Linked DNA regions of Homo sapiens: region 2 is linked to region 1. Evidence: chromatin loops called from intact Hi-C (ENCODE). Cell type or tissue: IMR-90. All regions are shown on one strand. Links, peaks and the distances in the headings refer to the core of each region. The heading gives the core; the rest is flanking DNA. Region 1 has its middle 21 kb from the start of ARL11. Region 2 overlaps CDADC1 (cytidine and dCMP deaminase domain containing 1).

Region 1 (6,697 bases), core at 1,599-4,098:
TTCAACAAGTGGCTTCCAGGGTCTTTGCAGAAGGGGAAAGAACAAGGAGGACCACCGTGGGAGAGCTGCGTGTGAGCTTAGCCTGGAAATAGCACGCTTCTCTTCCTTTTGTTACAGTAGGTAGTAGGCAGACATGAGCAGGGCAGGAAAGCACCCCCCTACCACAACCAGGAATGTCAGGAAACCATCAGGTAATGGTCAGGCGGTTGTTAACTGTCTCTCTAAAATAATAATTGGTTGCAGCCAGCGCCAGAGAAAGGCAGGCTCTCAATAAATAGAAAACACCCGAAACTGGTGATCAGCAGCTTCCTGGTAAGATCTCAGGAGTTGGGTGAGTGGGCTCAAGCATGAAAACTAAGGCAAAATGGCAGAGTTTAACCAGTATATGACCTTCCTCTAGAACACTCAACTGGTAAGGGAAAAACGCCTCAAGTGAGCATGTGCACAGCTTCAGTAAACACACTGCACATGCGGCTCCTCCCAAGTGCTGGCAGGCCAGTGCGAATGCAGACAGCCCACCCCAAAGGAAGAACTGGGAGAAGAGATGTTACCCACTGGAAGCATGCCAGTGTATAAAGCCCCGAGTCAAAGGTCAAACTGTACACTTGAATCTTTCACGTTACCTGCTTGGCCCTCTTCCAAGTGTACTTTTTTAAAATTCCTGCTCTAAAACTTTTTAAAGACTTTCACTCCTGCTCTAAAACTTGCCTCAGTCTCTCCCTCTGCCTTATGCCCCTCAGTCAAGTTCTTTCTTCTGAGGTGGCAAGAATTGAGGCTGCTGCAGACCTGTACAGATTCACTGCTGCTAACACTTTCACATTCCACTGATCAGGACTCAGTTGCATGGCCACAGCTAACTTAAGTGAAGATGGAAAATGTGGTTTAACTGTTTGCTCAGGAAGAAAAAGAAACAGTTTAGTAAACAGTTGGCCAGTCTCTGCCATACATACGTTTTTCCCATTTAATCCTAACAACCCTATAAGATATGTGCAGTAACTTATCCCACTTTATGGATGAGGAAATTGAAATCTTTTTTACGTGTACAAATTTATGGGGTACATGTGAAATTTAGTTACATGTATATAATGTGGACTAATCAAGTCTCGTTTTTTTTGTTTTGCATTTTTTTTTGTTTGTTTTTTCTTTTTTTTGAGACAGGGTCTTGCTCATGGCTCATTGCAGCCTTGACCTCCCAGGCTTCAGCAATCCTCCTATCTCAGCTTCCCTGGTAGCTAGGACTATAAGTGCATGCCACTGTGCCTGGCTAATTTTTTTATTTTTTGTAAAGACGGAGTTTCACCATGTTGCATAGGCTGGTCTCTAACTCCTAAACTCAAACCATCTGCCCACCTGGGTCTCCCAAAGTGCTGAGATTACAGGTGTGAGCCACCATGCCTGGAAAGAAACTGAAATTTTGATAGGCTGAGTACCATACCTAATACCTCACAGTTAATAAATGGCAGAACTCAAACTCAAACCTAGGCAGTCCAACTCCAGAAACCATATTCTTTAAAAAGCTACTGTAACATGACTGATATTCCTTTTACTGAAGAAGAATATTTAAGCCTTTTTTAATTGTAAGAGGGGTATGATAATTATGGAACTTTAAGTAAATACAAACCCATCATTTTGGAGAAGATGATACTGAGATTTAGAGGCGGAATGTTCTACTGAAGGTTAAATCATTGCTGCCTATGTACCATACGATGTAAAGTAACATTTTTTTAAAGAGAATGCAATCTTGGCCGAGCGCAGTGGGCCTGTAATCCCAGCACTTTGAGAGGCCGAGGTGGGCGGACCACTTGAGGTCAGGAGTTCAAGACCAGCCTGGCCAATATGGTGAAACCCCGTCTCTACTAAAAATACAAAAATTAGGCCAGGCACGGTGGCTCACACCTGTAATCCCAGCACTTTGGAAGGTCAAGGCGGGTGGATCACCTGAGGTCAGGAGTTCAAGACCAGCCTGGCCAACATGGAGAAACCCCGTCTCTACTAAAAATACAAAAAAAAAATTAGCCAGGTGTGGTGGCACATGCCTGTAATCCCGGCTACTTGGGAGGCTGAGGCAGGAGAATCACTTGAACCTGGGAGGCGGAGGTTGCAGTGAGCCAAGATCATGCCATTGCACTCCAGCCTGGGCAACAAGAGTGAAACTCCGTCTCAAAAAAAAAAATTAGCCAGGCATGGTGGTGGGCGCCTGTAATCCCAGCTATTCGGGAGGCTGAGACAGGAAAATCACTTGAAACCAGGAGGTAGAGGCTTCAGTGAGCCAAGATCACACCACTGCACTCCAGCCTGGGGGACAGAGCAAGACTCTGTCTCAAAAATAAAAATAAAAATAAAAAAAAGAAAATACAATCTTCACAACTTAATAACTTATGTTATTCTTTCTAAAAATTAATTTCCTAAACCATGTAGTTTAATGTGATTTAATGTAGTTAAATACTAGCATTAAAACTTGTTTCTTGAAGGGCGCAGTGGCTCACACCTGTAATCCCAGCATTTTGGGAGGCTGAGGAGGGCAGATCGCCTGAAGTCAGGAGTTCGAGACCAGCCTGGCTAACATGGCGAAAACCCATCTTTAGTTAAAATACAAAAATTAGCTGGGTTTGGTGGTGCATGCCTGTAATCCCAGCTGCTCGGGAGGCTGAGGCACAAGAATTGCTTGAGCCCGGGAGATGGAGGTTGTAGTGAGCCGATATCGCACCACTGCACTCCAGCCTGGGCTACAGAGACTCTGTCAAAAAAAAAAGAAAAGAAAAGAAAAGCAGAAACTTGTTTCTTGATGAAGTTTGTTTTCCTGGGATCACACACAGATCTCCCACGGTGGTCCTTCTTGTTCTTTCTCCTTCTGCAAAGACCCTGGAAACCGCTTGTTGAAGATGGCGGGGCCACAGAATGAAAGGAGCCTTGGTCCCTGAGTCACGGCTTGGAGGAAAGCTTTATGGCGTTTAGGAACACTATTGTTTGTTGGTCCTGAAGAGGAAGTACTTCACAGAGCAAGCCTGCCACCATGTGGCGCGGGCCCAAACCTAGCATCAGTTAAAGGTTCATTCTCATTTACTTGGTTGCCTCTGGTTCACTTACTAACCAATCTAGATTTAATGCTGTCTAATAAGAAATTAATACCCAGGTGTATTCTATAGGTTTAAGTAGTTTTTAATTTCAAGATACATTTCTTCAATTCTGAAATTATTGCAATATTTCCAAACTGGCTACAGGAGTGACCACAACATTTATAATATGATCCAGGCACATTCACAAGAGGACTACTTCAGTGCATCACAAACATGGAAACAAACTCAGCAATTTGTAGGATTTATCTCAGTTCACTCAAAAGTTGGTCAATGAGCCAGATTAGAAGGCAGAATTCCGGCCAGGTGTGGTGGGTCATGCCTGTAATCACAGTGCTTTGGGAAGCTGAGGTGGGAGGATTGCTTGAGCCCAGGAATTTGAGACCAGCCTGGGCAACAGGGTGAGACCTTGTCGCTATAAAAAATAAAAAAATAAGAGGCAGAATTCCTTGGAATGGAAACAGGTAGTGTGAAGGACTGCCAAAAATGGATGAAAAACCCTCATGGAAGGAGAGTCAGAACTTAACAGTTTCCTAGAGTTTTAACACCGTATAAGCTCACTATGTTCTAGCATGCCAGGCTGACGTTTCCCAGAACTCTCTCTACATTTATCAAGACAGGAATGACATCGGAAGTTGTTTGCAAGACTATAGGTCTAGCAGGTGGCTAAGAGGAAGTCTGGTATTGCTGCTGCGTCTATTTTTATGTATTTATTCATTTATTTTTTAAGACGAAGTCTCACTCTGTTGCCCAGCCAGGAGTGCAGTGGTGCAATCTCAGCTCACTGCAACCTCCACCTCCTGGGTTCAAGCAATTCTCCCACCTCAGCCTCCTGACCACCTCCCAGGTTCAAGCAATTCTCCTGCCTCACCCTCCCGAGTAGCTGAGATTACAGGTGCGTGCCACCACACCTGGCTAATTTTGTATTTTTAATAGAGGGGTTTTACCATGTTGGCCAGGTTGGTGTCGAACTCTTGGCCTCAAGAGATCTGCCCACCTCAGCCTCCCAAAGAGCTGGGATTACAGGCATAAGCCACTGTGCCTGGCCTTGGTATAGCTGCTGCTTCTAACACTTGCTTCTAATGATTGGTGGGTGGAGGCAGCAGTACTCACATTCTGATACAGTTATTAAATGTTCCTTTTTTTCTTTGGTCCTATTACTACTTCTTTCTTTTTCTACCACTGCAAACTCTGAAATATCTATTACACATAAAATGTCAACTATAACTCACCTGATTTCACTGTAGAAAGCAATTAAAAGGGAAAAATTGTATTTACTTGAGGGTGAAAAAAAAAACCCACATCATCCTTTTCTTTATGTTCCTTTTTTACACTGATATATAAACTTGTTATTTCCACCTAACTAAATTGATTCATTTAATCCAGTGACTGTGGTTAAATTGAAAAAAGGTTTGAAAAGAGGGGGTGTCTATGGAAACCCAAACTTCTTCACACTCCAGCTTTTTCACTACCTTCTCACCTCCCCAGCTTCCACATTTTCGCAAGCATGGGTATATATGTCCCAAGGCTGTGGTTCCCAGGGGCCAAAAGTATATGAATAAGCCTATATTATGTAAACCTTTCATCTTTTAGGACATGCTGTGCCTTCCATTTAGAGCATTTATCATCTCCATTCTGATCACCATGTAACCAGATATGATGGGCCCAGTGATAGCTTCCCTAGAAGCCTCATCACTCCTTGTTCTAGAAAGGTCAGGTGCAGATGGCCTGACTCAGCCCAGCTCTAGAGACTGGGACACATCTCTGGTTCTTGTTCATTCTTCTCTTTGGCCTATGTGTTACAAATCAGCCTTCCTTATCATTGAAGTAGTATGTATGGGCTTAGGAAAGAGATCACTTCCTTTTTCTTAAAGAGCTCACCATATGGTCTAATCTAAACTAGCTCAGCAGGATTCTATAGTGGGATCTGAGGTTTTAGTGAAATTAAATGTGCTATTTAGATGAATATTGTCTAGATTCCCTATTTAAAGGAAAAATGGTTCCTTTCCATATAAAATAAATGTATTGTTTCTGTAAGAAATTTCTTACATTCTTTTCTCTAATCATCTCTTTGCAATATGTGATGGATATTGCTTTTTTTTTTTTAAGAGGCAAGGTCTTGCTCGCATGATCATAGCTCATGGTGGCCTCTACCTCCTGGGTTCAAGTGATCCTCCCACCTCAGCCTAGCTGAGACTACAGCCTACCTGGGACTACAGGTGTGTGCCACCATGCCTGACTAAAAAAAAAATTGTTTTTGTAGAGACAGGATCTCACTATGTTGCCCAGGCTGGTCTCAAACTCCTGGCTTCAAGCAATTCTCCTGTCTTGGCTTCCCAGAGTGCTGGGATTACAGGTGTGAGTCACTGTGCCTGGCCAAGTTATTGCTAAATATTAACTGAATTACAATTGATAAAAAATAATATCCCACTTATGTTCTAAAATATTCCAGACTAAAATATAACATCCTTAAATATTATTTGCTATTGTATACTAACCTTTACCTATGTAGCCAGATTTCACAAATCTTACAATATAAATTTTCCCCAAGTCTTCTCCATGAATTATATTCCTTTGTATATGAGGAAAAACAAATGGCAACTGCTGTTTCTTTGTATGTGCTCATAATTGAATTTAAGGGGTCCTCAAACTTATAAAGGATATCTGTCAAGAACCTAGAGAAAATATTACATTTAATGGTAAAACATTAGAAACATCACCACTGAAGTGATGTATGGATTTTTACAAAATATGGTCACAAATTCTTTGGCACCCCACCCATTGAGAGGTGGCATCTTTGTACCCTCCCTTTGAATTCGGATAGACTTAACGATTTGCTTGCAAACAATAAAATGCAGAATAAGTGGTACACACTGAGAAGTGTGGCTTCTCAGGCTAGGTCAGAAAAGGTGACACAGATTCCTACTTGTTCACTGGAATACTTGGTCTCAGATCCCTGAGCCTCCACATAAGTGGTCTGACTACCCTGAGAATGCCATGTTGGAAAGAGGCCAACTAACATGTAGAGGCCATCTGTAAGCACTCCAGTTGCTAGTCTCACTGAGCCCCCAGCTGACAGCAGCATCAACTGTCAGCCATGTGAGTGAGCCATTCTGGACATCCAGCCTAGGTGAACCGTCAGGTGACTTCATCCCCAGCTGACATCTGACTGCAGCTGCTTGAGATACCCTAAGTGAGAACAATGTGATCTAGCCCTTCTTGAAATCCTGACCCTCAAAATCATAAGCAAAACAAAATAATTGTTTTAAGCCACTAAATTTTGAGGTAATTTGCTTCACAGCAATAGTAACAAAAACAGACAAGGATTAGGAAAGTATGCCCTCTGTCACTGCTGTTATTTAATATTCAACTAGAACTTATGGACCAATAAGTAAATGAAACGGGAGGCCTAATGTTGGAAGGAATTAAACACGACCATCGTTTGCAGACAATGATTGTCTCCATAGACAAGTCAAGAGAATCCACTAAAAAAACAATTAGAACAAAGAAGAGTTCAGTATAAGTTTAATTTAATATAGGAAAGACATATAAAAATTAATAACTAATTAGAAAATGTATTTAGACAAAAGCGCCATTACCAATAACAGTAAAAACCCTAAAAT
Region 2 (7,366 bases), core at 2,159-4,658, 330 kb before region 1:
ATAGATTAGAGAGGTGGTTGGCCTTCTTGGAATTTAGCTTTGACAAGATCACACTGCAGTAGGAGTATCTGGTATTATATTTTTTGATAGCTCAGTTTACTGTAGAAAATTGAATGAATATTCATTATACAAAGTATGATAGCAAGCTTCAAAAATACATTGCAAAGTGTCTTTTCAGAATGTTGAAACTAACCATTGGTTTGCTCACTCTCGTAGAGAAGTTGTGATGGAACAGGTGCCATGTACTTTGTAGGATGTGGTTACAATGCTTTTCCTGTTGGATCTGAGTATGCTGACTTCCCACACATGGATGACAAGCAGAAAGACAGAGAAATAAGGAAATTCAGATACATCATACATGCGGAACAGAATGCCTTGACATTTAGGTATGAAATCCTTCTTGGTGTACTTTTCTTTAAAATGTAGCAAGGGTTGGTTGAAATTAATTTTCTTATAATTGTAATTTATTTCCTTTTTCAAATTCCAAGAAAGTTTCCTTTCAGAAGTATAACTTTGGTAAAGCTTGGTCCTCACTGCCAGACCTGAAGCTATGACCTGACCTGAGGTCATCGCCTCTTCAGGTCTTCCCAATTTGTTGAGCATGTCTTTTTTTCCCTTGCCTCTCTCCAATATGAAACTGCTTTAAGTTTATCCTTTGGGATCTTGCTCAGCCTCTCATATTTCTGGATGTTAAGGCTCCTTTGTTTTCTAAATCTGGAGCACGCATTTATTAATACAGTTACACGCCACAGAAAGACATTTTGAGCAACGATGGACTACATGCACAACGTGTTCCCATAAGATTATAACAGAGCTGAAAAATTCCTGAGTGAAGTAGCCATTGTAACATCACACGTTACCTTTTTTATGTTCAGATACGCAAATACTTACCATTGTGTTACAATGGCCTGCAGTATTCAGAATAGGGATTTATAATGAACCAAATTGCTTCAAAAGAGCTTTTGTTAGTGATTATACCTGTTAATTTACATCATTTTCACAAACACTTCTCAGCCTTTACCATTAAGGTTAAGGGATTAAAAAACTGTGTAAGACATGACTCCTGTCCTTGGAGAGCTTCTAATGCAATAGGGGATATGAGACGGCATCCACCTCGTGCTGTGGATTCTGTGGGAGGGGCAAATGTAAAGTGCTGCGGACATTCTGGAGCTGCTATGGACAAATGGGAGAGTGCAAGGGAAAGGCTTTAGGGAAGAACTGGCATCTGAACTGAGCTTTAAAGGATTCCTAGACTGGGGCAATTGGAAGGGAAGGGAAGACCATTCTTGCTTCTAGCATAAGCAACGGTCTAGAAGTAGGAAAATCCGTGGTGTGTTTAGGAGCATGAATATTCCAGTTAGGTTGGAATGTGGACACAAGGGAAAGACAGCTCACAAGGACAGGCTGGGACTGGACTCGAGAGGACTTTGAGTTTATGCTCCATTTGGTAGGCAGCGGGGAAATGGAATGGCATTGACAGAGCCATACGCTATAGATTATGTAGGTAGTATTGTTTGAACAGACTAGATGCATAGAATTCTGTTGCCCTAGTCCAGGTGAACGTAAATAACAGTCTCAACAAGGAAGATGGATGTGGAAGGCTGGCGGTGGAGGAATTGAAGATGGCTGGCTGAGAGCTACGTAAGCCTCAGAACCCGGAAGTCAGTCCTTGCAGCCCCAGTTGTTAGTCCTAAACTACCCTCAGCATGCAAAATTTCACCCAAAATTCCCTCTATTCTTTTCCTTGTCCTCTTCATTACAGATTTACTTGCTTCATTTTGTACAGAGGTGTGAATATATCAAATAGAAACTTTTCTTTTTAAAATTATCCTATGATAGGGAAGGGGTAAGGGAACTATAAGTCAAAACAGAACTTAAGTATTTGATTATTCATTTAGTAAACATTTATTGACTATCCACTAGGTACCAGATAGGGCTGTGTCATTTGTCTAACAAGATGAGTTAGTGTCTAATCAGACATGATTAGCTCTTAAGGTATCAGTTTCAAATCTAATTCCAGTATTCTAAACAGGTACTTATTTAGAAAGCATTGGGGGTTTTTTCTCTCTTTCTTTGGTGTCTGTATCTTCCTGATTTCATTTATTTTGTAATCTGAAACTGAACCTCTTACTTAGAATCAATAAATTATTTTTAGTTATAATAATTGTCATGTTCAGGTTGTATCATAACACTTTTGTGGGTTTACATACTTTGAACATTCAGTAATTCAGCAAGTCTAAGGCTTGATGATCATTATTAATAATGTCATAAATCTGTTTTTAAAACAGCTCAATTTTAGTGTTTAAAGATTTTTCTAAAAAATAACTTACCCTTTCAGAAACGACCTTTCTGATATTTTATAATTTTTTTTGTAGGTGTCAAGAAATAAAACCAGAAGAAAGAAGCATGATTTTTGTGACAAAGTGCCCATGTGATGAGTGTGTACCTTTAATTAAAGGTGCAGGCATAAAACAAATCTATGCAGGAGATGTAGATGTTGGAAAAAAGAAGGCAGACATCTCTTACATGAGGTTCGGGGAGCTTGAAGGTGTTAGCAAATTTACGGTAAGTAGATACACATTTTTTTCAGGTGTATTTTGTATTATGTTGTTAGGTACCCTGCTGCAATATTGTAAGTTAGTGATTCCCACCCTTTTAAAGAGTTTCAACAAATTATTATTATTATTATTATTATTATTATTTTATTATTATTATTTGAGACAGAGTCTCTCTCTGTTGCCTAGGCTGGAGTGCCAGTGGCTCGATCTCGGCTCACTGCAGACTCCGCCTCCTGGGTTCAAGTGATTCTCCTGTCTCAGCCCCCCGAGTAGCTGGGATTACAGGCGCCGGCCACCACGCCTGGCTAATTTTTGTATTTTTAGTAGAGACGGGGTTTCGCCATGTTGTCCGGGCTGGTCTCAAACTCCTGAGCTCAGGTGATCCGCCCGCCTCCGTCTCCCAAAGTGCTGGGATTACAGGCGTAAGCCACCGCGCCCGGCCGAGTTTCAACAAATTATTATTATTATTGAGTTTATTTATATGTGCAAACCCTTACCTAACTGCAACTGTTCAGCTAAGGATTCCTGCCTTATGAATTTACATCTCTGTAGAGAATTGAGCCAGTGGATCTTTTGGTGCCATCTGGTGGCTGATAAAAGAAAAATCTCTGACCCATCTCTTCCCTCTCCTTTCTGGCTTAGAGAGGTGGATAGAGGTGAAAATACTTCAGCAGTCCCCACCCTTTTCGGCACCAGTGACCGGTTTTGTGGAAGACAATTTTTCCACAGATGGGGTTATGGTTTTGGGATGAAACTATTCCACCTCAGATCATCAGGCAATAGATTCTCATAAGGAGCACGCAGCCTAGATCCCTCAGGTGTGCAGTTCACAGTAGGGTTCTGCTCCTATGAGAATCTAATTCCACCGCTCATCTGACAGGAGGTGGAGCTCAGGCGGTAATGCTCGCTCGCCTGCACTCACTTGCTGCCGTGCGGCCCAGTTCCTAACAGGCCACGGACCAGTACTGGTTGCTGCCAAAGGTTTGGGATCCCCTGCAATAGTTTAAAGGTCACCCCCACCCCCAAACAAAGGGAGGTGCACACACACAAACACACACATTTCTCATGAGAAAAATCAGGAAAACAAGAATATTTGTTTATTTATTTATATATTTATTTTGAGATGGAGTTTCACTCATTGCCCAGGCTGGAGTGCAATGGCGTGATCTCGGCTCACTGCAAACTCAGCCTCCCGGGTTCCAGCGATTCTCCTGCCTTGCTACCCCCACCCCCCTCCCCCCACCCCCCAGTATCTGGGATTACAGGCGCACGCCACCATGCCCAGCTAATCTTTTGTATTTTTAATAATAGAGACGGGGTTTCACCATGTTGGCCAGGCTGCTCTTGAACTCCTGACCTCAGGTGATACACCGGCCTCGGCCACCCAAAGTGCTGGGATTATAGGCATGAGCCACCACGACTGGCCCGGGAAAAAAAGAATTTCTTATTTGATAGTTCCAAAAATGTACTGAGGTAGTTCATGGAAAACACAAGAACTTTTAAGTCTTTATACCTCTTCACTATTTGGGTTCTGGTTTTTGTGGGTTTTTTTTTTTTTTTTTTTGCTTTTGTTTTTGTTTTGAGACAGGGTCTCACTATCTCACCCAGGCTGGAGTGCAGTGGCGCCATCTTGGCAATCTCTGTCTCCTGGGCTCAAGCGATCTGCCTGCCTCAGCCTCCCAAAGTGCTGGGACAAGCATGAGCCACTGTTCTCAGCCTATTTTGGTTTTCAAAAAGCTTTTTATTTGGAAAAAACCTTAAGCATACAGAAAAGTTATAAAAACACTACAAAGAAATTTTTTCCCAGAAGTTGTTGACATGATACCAGCTCACCCTTTATTTCCTCAAATGAGAAATAACCACATAATTACAACCATAAAAATCAGGAAATTAACATTGATACATTACTGCCACTAATCCACAGATTCCAGTCAAGGTTCATTAGCTGCCCAAGAAATGTCTTATATAGCAGGTTTCCCCAACCCCTGGGTACCAGTTAAGAAGCTTCTTCTGTATTTATGGTCACTCCCCATTGCTCACATTACTGCTTAAGCTCTGCCTCCGGCCAGATCAGCAGCGGCATTAGATTCTCATGTGAGTGTGAACCCTATTGTGAACTGCCCATGCAAGGGATCTAGGTTGTGCACTCCTTATGAGAATCTAAAGCCTGATGATCCCCCATTCCTCACCATCTGGTCTGTGGAAAAACTTCCATGAAACCGGTACCTGGTCCCTGGTGCCACAAAGGTTGGGGACTGCTTTTATATAGCAAAAGGATCCTGTCCAGAATCATACATTGTTTCTATGACATCCAATGATTTAATCCTGGCATTGAATGAGTTAATGTAACATTTAACTACTAGAATTTGCAGTGGGAAGAAAAATGATATAAAAGAACCGTTTATATATTTCAGCTTTACATTCCTGCCATATACATCAGTTTGAGTCCAGGATACCTGGAACATACATATATATGATTAACTTGGACATATAACATATAATTATATATGTATATAATTTTAAATATAGAAACATACTATCCAGTGTCTGTCATGTGTATATGAAGTATCATAAGTTTTTACCATTTGTAATATTGTCATTTTTTTCTAATTGTCTTATTTAAAGTTTATCACATTTTTAAATGAGGGGGTGTTGACATGGCACTGAAAGAAGGCAGAGATGGGAAAGATACCTTTTTTGTAAAACTCAATAAAAGCTTATATCCAACTAGTCAGAGAAATCTCTACTTCCGTGTTTTTGTTTTCTGTCTCTTCATTCCTCCTGAAGAGTGTGAATAAATAGGTTTTTCAAGTTCTCCTCATAAAGATTAAGTGACTTAATCATAAAGATTAAGGACTATGAGTGATGGGTTATGGAGAATTCTGAAATATCTTGCTTACTGGTAGATTTTAATAGCTTTTCAATTGTAAAGAGAATGAAGAGATCAGAAGAACTTAAGAAAGGGCAAGAGAAGCAGAAGGAGGCAGGAAGACTAAGGGGATCTTCAGGGGCAGAGATGGGAAAGGAAGCACCCAGTTGGGCCAGACCCTCCCGGAAATACCCTCACTCAGGCACATGTTCCAAAGGCTGTTGTTCATGGTTGTTCTCTGTTCTACCTCCAGTGAAGATGAGCTGTCCATCTTCTCATCCTTCTCATCTGGCCTGGCTGCAAATATTATGTAGATGGTTAGCTAGATACCTAGTTTTGTAAATGCAAGTAATTAACATGAACTAGAATTTGTTCTAAATCTGAATTTCAGTACCAAGATTATCAAAAATAGTGTGTGTCAATAAATTTGGTATTTGTTTTTAAGATTAAAGCAAATTGAAATTACTTTGAAAGATTTTTTGCTTTCCTTTTTGATAAGTTACCATAGACCTTGAGATAAGTAGTTCTATTCTGTGGTGTTGTCACAAACCAGGCTAGGACTGGGCAACACTGTTTCCAAGAATAGATTTTATCAATCTATATCCATGTCCACATACTCAGTTCTTTGTTTTCTCTTTAATATGTGTGGATTTTTCTCTATTAGGTTATATTACTTATTTTTATTATGAAAGTAGTATATGCTCATTGTAGAAGACTAGGAAAATAAAAAAGAACGTGTATTATCTCACAACTCATAGATACCACAATTAACATGTTGCTGTATTTTCTGCCACTAAAAGTTCTTTAAAAAATATTTTAAATAATTTAACACAATATTCCAACCCATAGGCCTAACTTATTTAACCATTCCCATGTTGTTGGACACCTGGATTGTTTCTAAGTTTTTACAGTTATAAGAAGCCTTTTTATGAATGTCCTTAAACATAAATTCAGGATTACTTGTTTTTACTTTGTCTGCCCAAATTAATAGGTTTTAGTGGTTTGACGTCTTTCAAAAAATGCCTAATTTTAAACATTTTTTTGGTAATTTCTCATGTAGCTTCCTACCCTTTCTAAGTCTTCTCTCTTTCTTGGTGCTAGCCTAAACCATCCCATTCGTTTAAATAACCAACCATTTCTAGATGTCCTCCCTTTCCAGGGACTTTTAATACATGGTAAAATGTTTGTCCTGTATCTCATCCCCCCTCAAGGCTCGTGATGTTAACTAGTTAATCTGATGAGTGAACTGATGCTTATGGAAGAGGCTCCCGGGTAATCCATATTTGTGTCCTGAGATGGTGCCCTAGCAGGGCCTTTTGGTTAAGTCATTAGTGATTCTGATAGAGATTCTATCCAGCTGAGAAAAGAAGGGCTGTGCTATAAGATACCGATTACTCTCCATTTTTATTTTCTCCTGCCCCAATATTCTATGTAATATCTGTGAATCTTCAGGCTTCCCTATTTATTCCTGAATGGTTGAGATGAAATACAGTAATCAGAGGAGATATATGATATGATATAAAATGATATGATGCAGGTAATAGTTTATGATATAACAACATTAAAAGGCAAGGTAATCTTGGTCATATTTTCTTTTTCTTTTCTTTTTTTTTTCTTTTTTCTTTTTTTTTTTTGTGAGACAGAGTCTTGCTCTGTCTTCCAGGCTGGAGTGCAGTGGTGCAATCTCGGCTCACTGCAAGCTCCACCTCCCGGGTTCTCGCCATTCTCCTGCCTCAGCCTCTCGAGTAGCTGGGACTACAGGCACCGGCCACCACGCCCAGCTAATTTTTTGTATTTTTAGTAGAGACGGGGTTTCACCTTGTTAGCCAGGATGGTCTCTATCTGACCTCGTGATCCACCCACCTCAGCCTCCCAAAGTGCTGGGATTACAGGCGTGAGCCACTGTGCATGGCCTATCTTGGTCATATTTTCATTCTTT

Evidence for each region. A loop is a pair of places that touch in the nucleus more often than their neighbours do. Peaks named below come from ENCODE experiments on the same cell type or tissue, not always from the same donor. Only the 100,000 strongest peaks of a DNase experiment are listed, where the experiment ranks them.
Region 2: it touches region 1 in a loop (10-fold over the local background); 8 of 110 quality-filtered maps call a loop at or near these places.

The regions. Positions count from the first base shown.
Region 1 is chr13:49,604,232-49,610,928 of GRCh38, forward strand. No RefSeq gene overlaps it. Among named protein-coding and RNA genes, the nearest start is that of ARL11, 21 kb to the right of the region's middle. RefSeq lists an enhancer at 2,655-2,874. In IMR-90, for the core only: a CTCF peak has its summit at 3,010; a DNase peak (open chromatin) is centred at 2,980; H3K4me3 peaks cover 182 bases; H3K27ac peaks cover 174 bases.
Region 2 is chr13:49,278,134-49,285,499 of GRCh38, forward strand. CDADC1 (cytidine and dCMP deaminase domain containing 1) reads left to right here. Exons shown (of 10, transcript NM_030911.4): 7 at 217-386; 8 at 2,376-2,565. Among named protein-coding and RNA genes, the nearest start is that of CDADC1, 34 kb to the left of the region's middle. In IMR-90, for the core only: a CTCF peak has its summit at 3,137 (motif pointing left); a DNase peak (open chromatin) is centred at 3,108.